Regions from separate parts of the Homo sapiens genome. Here region 2 is linked to region 1. A link is a contact called in ENCODE Hi-C or POLR2A ChIA-PET data. All regions are on one chromosome and are shown on one strand. The core of a region is the stretch at or near the end of the contact, and the rest is flanking DNA. Distances in the headings are between cores, read along the strand shown.

The links. A loop is a pair of places that touch in the nucleus more often than their neighbours do. ChIA-PET counts read pairs that join two places held with the same protein, here RNA polymerase II (POLR2A). Pooled maps may share reads with other maps.
Region 2: a loop to region 1 is called in a map of endothelial cell of umbilical vein, with 7 times the contacts of the local background. The contact joins two enhancer-like sites. A Hi-C loop is called at or near these places in 2 of 168 maps with a recorded cell type or tissue (endothelial cell of umbilical vein and head of caudate nucleus) and 7 of 50 pooled maps. POLR2A ChIA-PET finds 5 or more read pairs at or near these places in 6 of 52 experiments (AG04449, H1, MCF 10A and 3 more).

What each region holds. Positions count from the first base shown.
Region 1 is chr12:124,515,412-124,520,483 of GRCh38, reverse strand. The region is part of intron 2 of NCOR2 (nuclear receptor corepressor 2); the gene reads left to right. LOC105370047 (a long non-coding RNA gene) reads right to left here. Exons shown (of 3, transcript NR_188646.1): 2 at 4,543-4,641; 3 at 3,686-4,021. Among named protein-coding and RNA genes, the nearest start is that of NCOR2, 50 kb to the left of the region's middle. Within about 2 kb of position 2,168, at least 35 of the 41 ENCODE cell types and tissues checked have a DNase peak (open chromatin) inside an H3K27ac peak, as active enhancers do; they include endothelial cell of umbilical vein, where a contact is called at or near this core.
Region 2 is chr12:124,652,091-124,657,269 of GRCh38, reverse strand. No RefSeq gene overlaps it. Among named protein-coding and RNA genes, the nearest start is that of NCOR2, 87 kb to the right of the region's middle. RefSeq lists enhancers at 4,502-5,015, 5,016-5,179. Within about 2 kb of position 2,054, at least 28 of the 41 ENCODE cell types and tissues checked have a DNase peak (open chromatin) inside an H3K27ac peak, as active enhancers do; they include endothelial cell of umbilical vein, where a contact is called at or near this core.

The DNA.
Region 1 (5,072 bases), core at 919-3,418:
ATTCCAGGGCCAGCCTTTGGCGAAGGTCTGGATGCAGGTCTGTGTCCAAAACAAACAAAAATGAACAGAAGGAGGTGGTGAGGCCTGACTCGGCCGCTCTCAGGCACCGCTTCCTGGTGGTGTTTGCATGGGGCCAGTTTGGCCTGGGTGTCATGGTCCCGCCTGGTCTTGGCGACGGTCTGGGCGGGAAGATGGTGCTGGATCTTTGGGCTAAAAATATGCCCGTGCCTTCCTGTGCCTCAGTTTCCCTACCTATAAAAGAAGGCGTAAGAGTAGCAGAATCCCACCTTTGGCTTTGGGGCAGGTCTACGGAAACCCCCCAGGGGTGTTTCCTGGGGAAGGCTAGAGGGCCAGCTGTTCACAGGAGACATCTGGCTTCCAGGGGCCTCCGCAGCCACTATGCTCATCCCCTCGTGGCCAGTCTGGGCCCCCTGCCAGTCCAGTGGCCACGGGCCCCTGTCACAGGCAAATCTGGTCTTAGTCCTGAAACCCTCCTGTGACTCCTTGTGGCTGAATTACCACGTGGATAGCGGAGACAAGCCAGGCTTGCCCAGTTCAAGTCCCAGCTCAGCCACTAGCTGTTGACCTTGGGCAAGTCACCTACCCTCTCTGGGCCAGCCTCCTGCTCTGTCTGTGTGTGGCGGCTCAGGGGCATACCTGCCTATGCCGCGGTGGTGTGAGGCCAGCTGGTGAACCAGGGGACCCGCTTAGCACAGTGCTGGGCACACAGTCCGAGCTGCTGGGCTCGGTGTGTGTGGCCACTGTTATTGTTATTAATATTATTACTCTCAAGATGCTCCTGAGAGTAAAAAGGATGACAATGTTATTGCTGGAGTTGAAGGCCAGGCCCAGAGTCCATCTGACCACTTCCCCTCCACTCCTATTAGCTCCCTGACCTCATCGTCAAACTCTCCCCGCCTCGCCCCTGCGCCCCGGCCACACCAGCCTTCTCTCTGCTTTGACAACACACCCGCGTGGTCCAGCCTCCAGACCTTCACATCTGCCATGCTTCTGCCAGGGGTGCCTTCCTCACATCTGCACCCCCAGACCCTTGTCATCATGTGGGCTGCTGTCCAGGGACACATTCTTAGGCCCAACTCTTGGCTGCTAGGGGCAGGGAAGTGAATCTGGAGACCCTGGTGGAGCCTCCTCTGCCTCCTGGGAGCTCCAGCAGCTTCCTCTGGCGCCTCATCTCTGCTTTCCAGAGCACTTGGAGAAGCAGAGCTCAGCCTGCCCCTTCTACGGATGGAAAGTTGACACCCAGAGAAGCTCAGACTTGTCTCTGAGTCACACAGCTAATTGCAGCCAAGGTTCAGACTCCTGGCTGACTACCAAGCCATCATTGTTGGCCTGTGTGTGTGTGTGTGTGTGTGTGTGTGTGTGTGTGTGTGTGTATTATTTGGCCACGTCTTCTTTTCTAGGCCTGTCACCGAGATGACCCCAGATCAGAATGCCAGTGTGAGGGGGTCACGCTTTCTTTTCCTAGGATTAAAAGGAGGACAGAAATATTTGCAAGGGAGAGCCTGCTCCTCTGGCCATCTGGCCCTCGGGACAGAGGACGGGGGAGGGATGGGCCGAGGCCTGGGTTCGGAACCAGGCCGGAGCCAAGGCGCCAGAGCTACGCTCAGGTTGGAGGTGCAGGTGCGGCTCGAAGCTGGACAGTCCGGGCTGGGAGGAAGCGGGTTAAAGTGGGAGAAGCGGGGCTGGAGCTCTCTTTCGCCTGCCAGCGAGCGAAGAGCCGAGCTATAAAAAGGCCTCACAGTGTTTCAGCTCCCGAGTGTCGGCTGGAAGCCCGCCAGGGTTACCATGGCGATGAGGAATTATTACTTACTGCCAAGGCTGGGAGAAAAAGCTCGTACTTTTGGCTTCCAAACAAGAGGAGTGGACTTATGTAATTCCCTGTGTTTATAGGCCCAGAGTGGCAGAGGCGAGAACGGATCGCTGGAGGCCCGACGTCTCGTTCACGGCCCAGCCGTGGGGTCAGGCGGCCCCGCACTTGTCGCCGGTGGGCCTTGGCCTGCCCGGGTTTGGGGGGCATCGGGCTGGGAGCCTGGGGGGCCTGGCCTGGCCCTGCAGGGCCTCCAGGGCCGGGATGGGAGTCGTAGTCTCGCGGGAAGGTGAGGCCGCCCTCTGGGGCCGCCCCTCTGCGGGTGTCATCCTGGAGGAAGGATGGGTCTGATGTTGGCTGTGGTGTGCCTCCTGGAAGCCGGCAGCACAGCCTGTGTGTGTGGACTCTGCTGGCCCGCTGGCTGGCACTTTTTTTCTTTTTCTTTTTTTTTCTTGTGAGAGAGTTACTTCAAGTTGTGTTTGGAGCTGACGTGAGCGAGGTTGGTCATGTGCTCGGGTAAGAGAAGTCGCCGGGCTTGGAGTGGGCAGGGAGGTGCAGTGTGGCTGGGTCACCCCGGCCGGGGGAGGTGGGCGCAGACTGGGGTGGGGGGCTGTGGCCTGCAGGCTCTATGCAGGGGCGCTGATTGGGGGCCGAGGAATTCATCTGGAAAGAGCCCCAGTTCTGTCGCTGGAGGTGGTGGCCAGGGCTGGGGGCTGAGTGGCCGGCCGCAGGTCAGCCAATGGGGGCAGCTGGACCCTCCCCTGGCAGCGCAGTGTTGTCGGCCCTGAGCTCAGCGGGATGGTGGGCAGGGCTGTCTCATCGGACGAAGTTGCTGCAGTCACGGAAAAGAGCGCTCGGAGGCGCTGGCCGGGCAGGCCGGGGTGAGGCTTCTTGGCCGGCCCGCGTGGGAGGGGACCCGGGTGGGCACTGTGCTCCTCTCCTTGGTGCACATCCGGCGTCCCTGGGGGGGAGCATGGCGAGCCTTGGGGGCTCAGGGGGCTTCTGTTCCCGGAGTTGACTTCAGGAGGGCATGTGATCGTGGGCGCTCCCGAGGCTCTGCCCTGGGGCTCCGCGGTGGGCTCAGGCAGGGGAGAGCCAGGTGCAGGCAGCGCTGCAGCCCGGCCCCGGCGCCCGGCTCCCCACCGAGGTGGCGCTTGGCTCGGTGCCCATGTCTGGTTTGAAATCAGCGCCACCGGCCCAGGCTTGCCCAGGGACTTGGCAGCGAGGAGCCGGGATAAACACTGGAAAGTTGGAAGGGCTTCCCGAGCTCACAAGGAGCCTTTAGTTGCAAACCGGGGGGATGAGGGAGTGATTTGTCCTGAGGTCTGGGTGCGCCGCGGCCATAGGGAGGTGGCGGGAATGGCTCCTGGGGACCTCTGAGCCCAGGCTGGGGAAGGGAGGGGGCTGGGCTTCCAGGCAATGTTGCTCCTTTGCCACAGACCTGGGTTTGAGTCCTGGCTCCGTCCTCTCTATGCTGTGTGACCTTGGGCGTGTTGCCTCCCCTTTGCAGACCTCAGTTTCCTCGTCTGTAAAATGGGGCACAGTGGGGTCTACACAAGCATGGGACTGACGGGAGAAGGAGCTGCAGTTTTAGGGGGAACGCGGGGCAGACTGCCTGGGTTCCTGTCCTGGTTGGACACTTCCTGGCTGTGTGACCTTGGGCAAGTCACTTACTGTCTCTGAGCCTCAGTTTTCCCATCTGGCAAATGGAAGTTGCATCTTTCCCCACCTCATAGGCTGTATGGCTTAAGGGAGTGAATGAAACCTGCCTTCTAGCTCATAATAGGCTCACAGTTGATAATTCACTGGCACTTTGTTTTCTCGATGCTGACAATACCGGCACCTGGTCTGAGGGTGGGGGGCCCCTGGGATTTCAGCATCTCAGGGCGATGGTATTTATGAAGTTGTAGTGGCCGGACTGAGGTTCCAGTCCTGGCTCGACCCCTCAAGGATGGTGTGACCTTGGGCAAGTCCCGGAATCCCACAGAGCCTCAGTTTCCTTGTCCTTTACCACAGTGGTAGCACTGCAGCCTGCCGGTGTGTCTCGGGAGAGCCTGAGAGAAGCCTGAAGGGGCCCGCACAGTGCTGGCCTGGGTGGGCCTCCGTAATTGTAACCACAAGGTTGGATTTAAGTTCGAGTTCCGTCCATTTTTCTTTTCTTCTTTGCAGAGAGCTCTCATGTTTTGTAGAAACCTGGGTCCAGATAATGGGAGGTAGGTCGAGTGGGTGCTTCCCAGGCTCTGCCTTTGTTTGGGATCCCCAGGTCTCCCCCCATGCCTGCCTGTTCTGCCCCGTCTCCCACTCAGCCTGAGCCCCTCCGTGCCAGCCCTGGGCCAGGCACCCCCCACAGTGCCTGGTGTGGCCTGGGGACTGGCGCGGGAGGGCCAGTTCTCCTGCAGAAGGTGGCAGCCGTCCTGTGTTTGTAAGTGACACCGGATGCTGGGCCAGTGACTGGCTCAGGGCCTCCGCTCTTGGGCCAGCAGGAGCCAGTGGGGAGTTCCCCGGGCGTCCAGGCCCCCCGCACCAGCTGCCCGCTGTCTCATTGTCATGGGGCCTCTCCTGGGACCTCGAGAATGGCCTCCGAAGGCGGGGGGGTTCTCATCCATGTCCCCTTGTCACCCCCAGGGCCTTGGTGTCCACTTGGGTTGGCCACAGAGCTGTGTCGTGGCTGCCCCTGACCTTTGCCAAAGTCCTCAGGGACTCGATTTTCCTACCCGGTGGAGAAGAGTCCTGGGTGAGGTTCAGAACAGAAGTCAGCACCAGGGCCTTTGTGACGAGGCAGCTCAGCATGGACTGGTTGTGATCACTGGAGTCTGCACATGTGATAAGAACACATAGAACTAAATACGCGCACACTCACACATGCACACACATACATGCACACTCACGCACACACCCACATGTATACTCACACGCACACTTGTGAACATACACACCATACACACAGTCACACGAACATGCACACGCATACTCGCACACTCACACTCACATGCACACTCACACTCATATGCACACTCACAGTCGTGCACACACACCCATACTCACATGCAGACACCCACACAGATACATGCGCACATGCACACACACACTCACACAAGTGAGTGCATTGGAAACTGCTGCAATCTGCATACGGCTGGCTATATCCATGCTGCCTTCCTAGTTATGATATGGATGATGAATTGTCGTTGTCTCAGGTTTGTCTCAGGATGTTATTCTTGGGGGAGGCTGGGTGAAGGGCACACAG
Region 2 (5,179 bases), core at 805-3,304, 140 kb before region 1:
TTGGACACAACAAGCTCATCCATACCCCAGGGCCATTGCACTGGCTTTCTCTCTGTTTTGAGATGTAGACACAGCTTGTTTCAACTCTGCCTTCAAGGCTCGATGTTTGAGCTTGCCTCCTCCAAGAAGCCCTCTCTGATCTTCTCCAGAGATCCCTGCCTACCCTGTTCCCTAGTTTTTTGTCTTTCTAGTCCTTTCCGTTTCTGAACGTATTTCTTTGTAGTTGCGTCTGTCTCCTCTCACAAACCTGTACAAACCTATCCAGTCTGAACACAGGGACTTTGTCAGTCCTGTCCTCTGCCATGGCTGTGTTCCCACCAGGCACAGAGTGACAGCTCAATGGATCTTTGTGGACTGTGTGACCTAAGGCAAGCCATCTCACCTCACAGGCCACCTCTTTTTCTCATCTGTAATTTGGGGTCTTCATTCAGCTTGGCAGACTCATGGGATCTAGTGAAATGTTGGTGGCTCTGTAAGCCTTCAGATCATGTTGAAATTACATTAAAAAGTGAGGCTCCTGGCTGGGTGCAATGGCTCACGCCTGTAATCCCAACACTCTGGGAGGCCAATGCGGGCGGATCACGAGGTCAGAAGATCGAGACCATCCTGGCCAACATGGTGAAACCCCATCTCTACAAACCATACAAAAAGTAGCTGGGCTTGGTGGTGCGTGCCTGCAATCCCAGCTACTCAGTAGGCTGAGGCAGGAGAATTGGTTGAACCAGGGGGTCAGAGGTTGCAGTGAGCCGAGATCGCGCCACTGCACTCTAGCCTGGCAAAAGGGTGAGACTCTGTCTCAAAAAAAAAAAAAAAAAAAAGTGAGGCTCCTTATTAAATTGTGGGGAGGTCTTCCACCCTCCCCACAAATCCCCTACTCCCCACATCCCTAAATCCAACCCTGCAGGAGGAATTCTCCCTGCCTCGCAGGCTTCAATCCCAGAGGGCTTCCTGAAGGTGGGGCCATTCTCCAGCCAGCTTTATCAGCCCTTGGGGCTGCAGGGTTGTTTCCCACATTTCAAAGCCTCCTCCTACTCCCCTGTTCCCTTCTCAAAGCCCTGAAACTTCCCCTCTGTAAGCCCTAGCCATCACTGCCCACCGCCCCGCCTCCCAGGCTGGGCCAAACATTTTCTTCAAGAATGCAAGTGGTCAAGGTCACGGCCTTCTCCTCTAGCATCCCCCGCCCCCTAGCCTGGGGAATTAGACTCTGGGCCACACCATCTGTCTGAAAACAATTAGCAATAAACACCAGCGCACTGGGGCTCTGGGTCATGGGGGCTGGTGGGGGATGGAGCGTGGTGGGCAGGGGATGGAGGAGGATGGAGCTGTGGGGGTTCTGAATGCAGAAGAAGGTTCCCGGCTGAATCAGCTTCCTGTCTGTGGGCCAAGAAAAATCCTCCCGGCCACCCCGGGGAGAGAGCTTCCCAGCAGCCTCTTGCAGAATGGAGAGGAGCCTCTACGCAGAATGCAACCTCACAAAGCCCCGGCCTCAGCTGGGGAGGCGGCGGGGGACCATCTGGCGGAGCGTGGAGATGTGTCCCAGCCAGACGGAGAAGCAGCCTTATTTGCGATGTATTGTGTGTTCCGTTTCTCAAAACACTCCACGCATATGCTTCAAGTGTATGGCTTGCAGCCAGCTGGGCCTGGGGTCGGGGGGAGGTGGGGAGACTTCCGAAGCCAAGGGGAAGGGTGACGGGCCTGTCCACGGAGTGCGGACCTCTCAAATGCTCCCCACAACCCAGCCCCAGCTGGCCTGGCACGACCCTGTTCCCCTCCTCCCCTGCTTGGCCTGCGCCTAGCTCTGAAGGCTTTCCAGTCTTGTTCAAATGTCACCTCCCCTTAGAAGGCAAGGCGAGTCTGATTAGCCAAACTGAGTTTATCTACATAAGGTTTGGCTCACCAAGCTGTTTTTTTCTTTTTGTTAATTTGAATAAGTTGCTAGTGAAAAAAAAAAAAGATTTTACATAAAAATCTGGATGTTCAGCTTCTTTTGAAAAATCGAAAGATCTGGCAAGTCTGGGCAGCAGGCCAGCACGGCGCCGGTCAGCCAGGCTGGAGGAGGTGGATGGGCGTCCCTGTAGCCAGGCGTGACTCTCCTGTCCCCGTATCCTGTTCATCCACTCACTGAGTCCACCATGCTGGGACCTGTTGCTGTGCCTGGGCTCTTACCGGGTTTAGATTTCCACAGGGAGACAGACACTGAACCCCTGAACCAGTGCATCCACAACACAATGTCCCATAGTGCCGAGTGTCACACAGGAAATAGCAGCGAAAGGGTGGAGGGGAAGACGAGTGGGAGAGGGTGCTGCTATTTTACATGAGAGGCCAGGGACGATGACGGGCCCCACGTGGAGGAAAGGCATTCCGGCGGGAGGGAACAGCAGGTGCAAAAGCCCCGAGGCTGGCACAGTTTGGGTGTCCGAAGAGCAGCACGGAAAAGCCGGAGGCCTGGTGTGGCGGGAGGTGGGTGAGTGAGCAGTGGCCAGGCTTCCTTCAGAGCAAGTGACCAGGACATGCCAGGGTTTGGGGTCCCCCAAGGTAGTCTGGGCCAGTGAGCCTCAGGGGATTTTCCAAGGTGGGGGCCAACTTTGAGAATTCCAGGTGGTTTGTCCTGGAATCTCAGCCACTCCTGAAACAGACTTTGAGGGTCCCAGTGGGGGGGCTTCCCCAGAGGCAGTGGCCCCTGGTGGTTAAGGGGCCACTTAGAGCCTGAGTTCCCCATATGTAAAATGGGGTAATTGAAACCCACCTCAGAGGGTTCGTGTGCTGTTAGATAGTATCTATGTGTATGTCTCTGTACAACTGTCCATGCACAAGGTTCAGACAATGCCAGGTGCATAGAAAGTGTGAAGTAACTCTTTGCTATTTTTTTTTTTTTTTTTTTTGGAGACAGATTCTCACTGTCACCCAGGCTGGAGTGCAGTGGCACGATCTTGGTTCACTGCAAGCTCTGCCTCCCGGGTTCAAGCGATTCTCCTGCCTCAGCCTCCTGAGTAGCTGGGATTACAGGTGTGCATCACCACACCCAGCTAATTTTTGTATTTTTAGTAGAGACGGGGTTTCACCATGTTGGCCAGGCTGGTCTCCAACTCCTGATCTCAGGCGATCCATCCGCCCGCCTTGGCCTCCCAAAGTGCTGGAATTACAGGCATGAGCCACTGTGCCCGGCTGCTGTTAGCCATTTTAATTTAAGGATCAAGTAAGATTGCTGTTTAAGGGAGCAGTTCCCAGACTGTTTGGCCCCTAGACCCTATGACACCCTTAGAAATTACTGAGGACTCCAAAAGGGCTTTTGTTTATGTGGGTTCTATTTATCAGTATTTACTGCATTAGAGATTAACATGATAAAATTTCAAAACATGCATTTATTTTAAAAGAACAATTTTATGCTCCTTAATATGTTGAGTAATATATTTTAAGAAAGATAACATTTTTTTCCCAAACATAAAGAAATAGTGAGAAGAGAGTGGCATCGTATGTTTCACAATTTTGCAAACCTCTTTCACGTCCAGTCCCTTAGAAGAGAGCTGGATTCCCAAATCTGCTTTTGCATCCGGTCTGGTGTGACTTGGCGTTTTGGTTGAAGGACATGAAGAAAACCCGACCTCACAGAGATGTAGGGAAGGAAAAGAAGGACCCTGTGGATCCCTCCAAGAGTCTCAGACCTCACTTTGAGAATCCCTGGTCTAGGGAGTCGTCCAGGACATGGTGTGGGAGGGGACATCTGCTTTGTCCCTACTGCTCCAAGGTGGGGACAGGGCTCCAGGAGGTGAAGCCTGGACTCCAGCTCCCGAATAAGCATCTGCCTGCAGCGACCCAGCAGGGAGGGAGACAGGCGTGTAGCAAGGAGTAAGCAGGAAGTTACAGCTCAGAACGATGTGGCCCGTGGCCCGTAATGGGGGGAGCACAGAGAGACGCCCCACCCAGCTGGGAGGCGGTAGGGGAGCTGCAGTCCCCTGCAGGTGTCCCTAGGTCCCCAGGATCATCAGGATTCCAACCCTGGCCACTCACATGGAGTCCCCGGGTGCCCCAGCCTGCGTGGCTCGGCGCTGGCCACGGGTGGTCACTGAAACTTCCCTTCAACTGCTTCAGTGGCCTCATCCCCATTTTATAGAGGAGGAAACAGGCTCCCACCTCCAAGATGGAGTCACTGGTGTGGGTGGCAGAGTCTGGGAGGGCATCCTGGCCCTGGGGCCCCACAGGTGCTCCTGCTGCCAGCATCGAGCACCTCTGGGTCTCTGGGTGACGACGGGGCAACAGACGGGAAAAACGGGTCCCTTCTCTCCCCTGCACTGCAGGCTCCTATCTGCAAAGACAGCTGCTGCCAGGTGGGGGCAGGGCTTTGCCCCTTGCTGGCTGCCCCCAGAGCCTCAGTTTCCTTATCCATAAAATGGGGGTAATGACATTCATGAACTACATGGGTTCCCTCCTAGGTAGCTCTGAGGGTGAACCGAGAACACAGCCCGTGTGGGCCTGGCACACTCTAGGCACACAACCAGCACCCGCCCCTGCCCGTGGCCACCTCCACTTGCAGAATGTCCCCAGCACTCACTCTGCTTTGCCTGCCATCTCCCCTCTGTGCTGTTCTTTATAAAAGCTCTCCCTTGCTGGCCACTTACAATCTCTCCCTCCTTTAAGCCTCTCAGCAGCTCTGCCAGGAGGGTAGCATCCTTATCCCCATTCTCCAGAAGACAAAACTGAGGTTGGGGTGTAAGTGTTTGTACAAGGCTACACAGGCGAGCAGACACATACGCTTTTCCCCACTCCACCCTTCGCAGAAACACCAGTGGGTTGCAAGGGTGTGAGGCTTGTGGACAGGCCTTTTCCCAGGAGGAATGAAAGAGAAACTCCACAACCCCATACGGGTGGGTCCACAGCTGCCTCCGTGAGCTCCAGACTAGGGTGTTCCTGGGACACAGGACTCATGGTACTAAGACTGGGATGGCCCCAGGCAAACCTGGATGGAGTTGGTCACTCCTGCCCTCGTGGCACCCCAGTCTCTCCCCCAGGTCTGGGATGGGAGAGGAAAAGGGATGGTTTGACCAGAGCTCCCAAGTCTCCCATCCTGGGAGCTGGTTTTAGCCTCTTCCCTCCCCAAAACCTGATCCCTCTGCGGGGTGGGACCAGGCAGCTGCAGCGGGGGGTGGGGGCAGGCACGGGCTGGCTCGAGCCTGCCAGGATG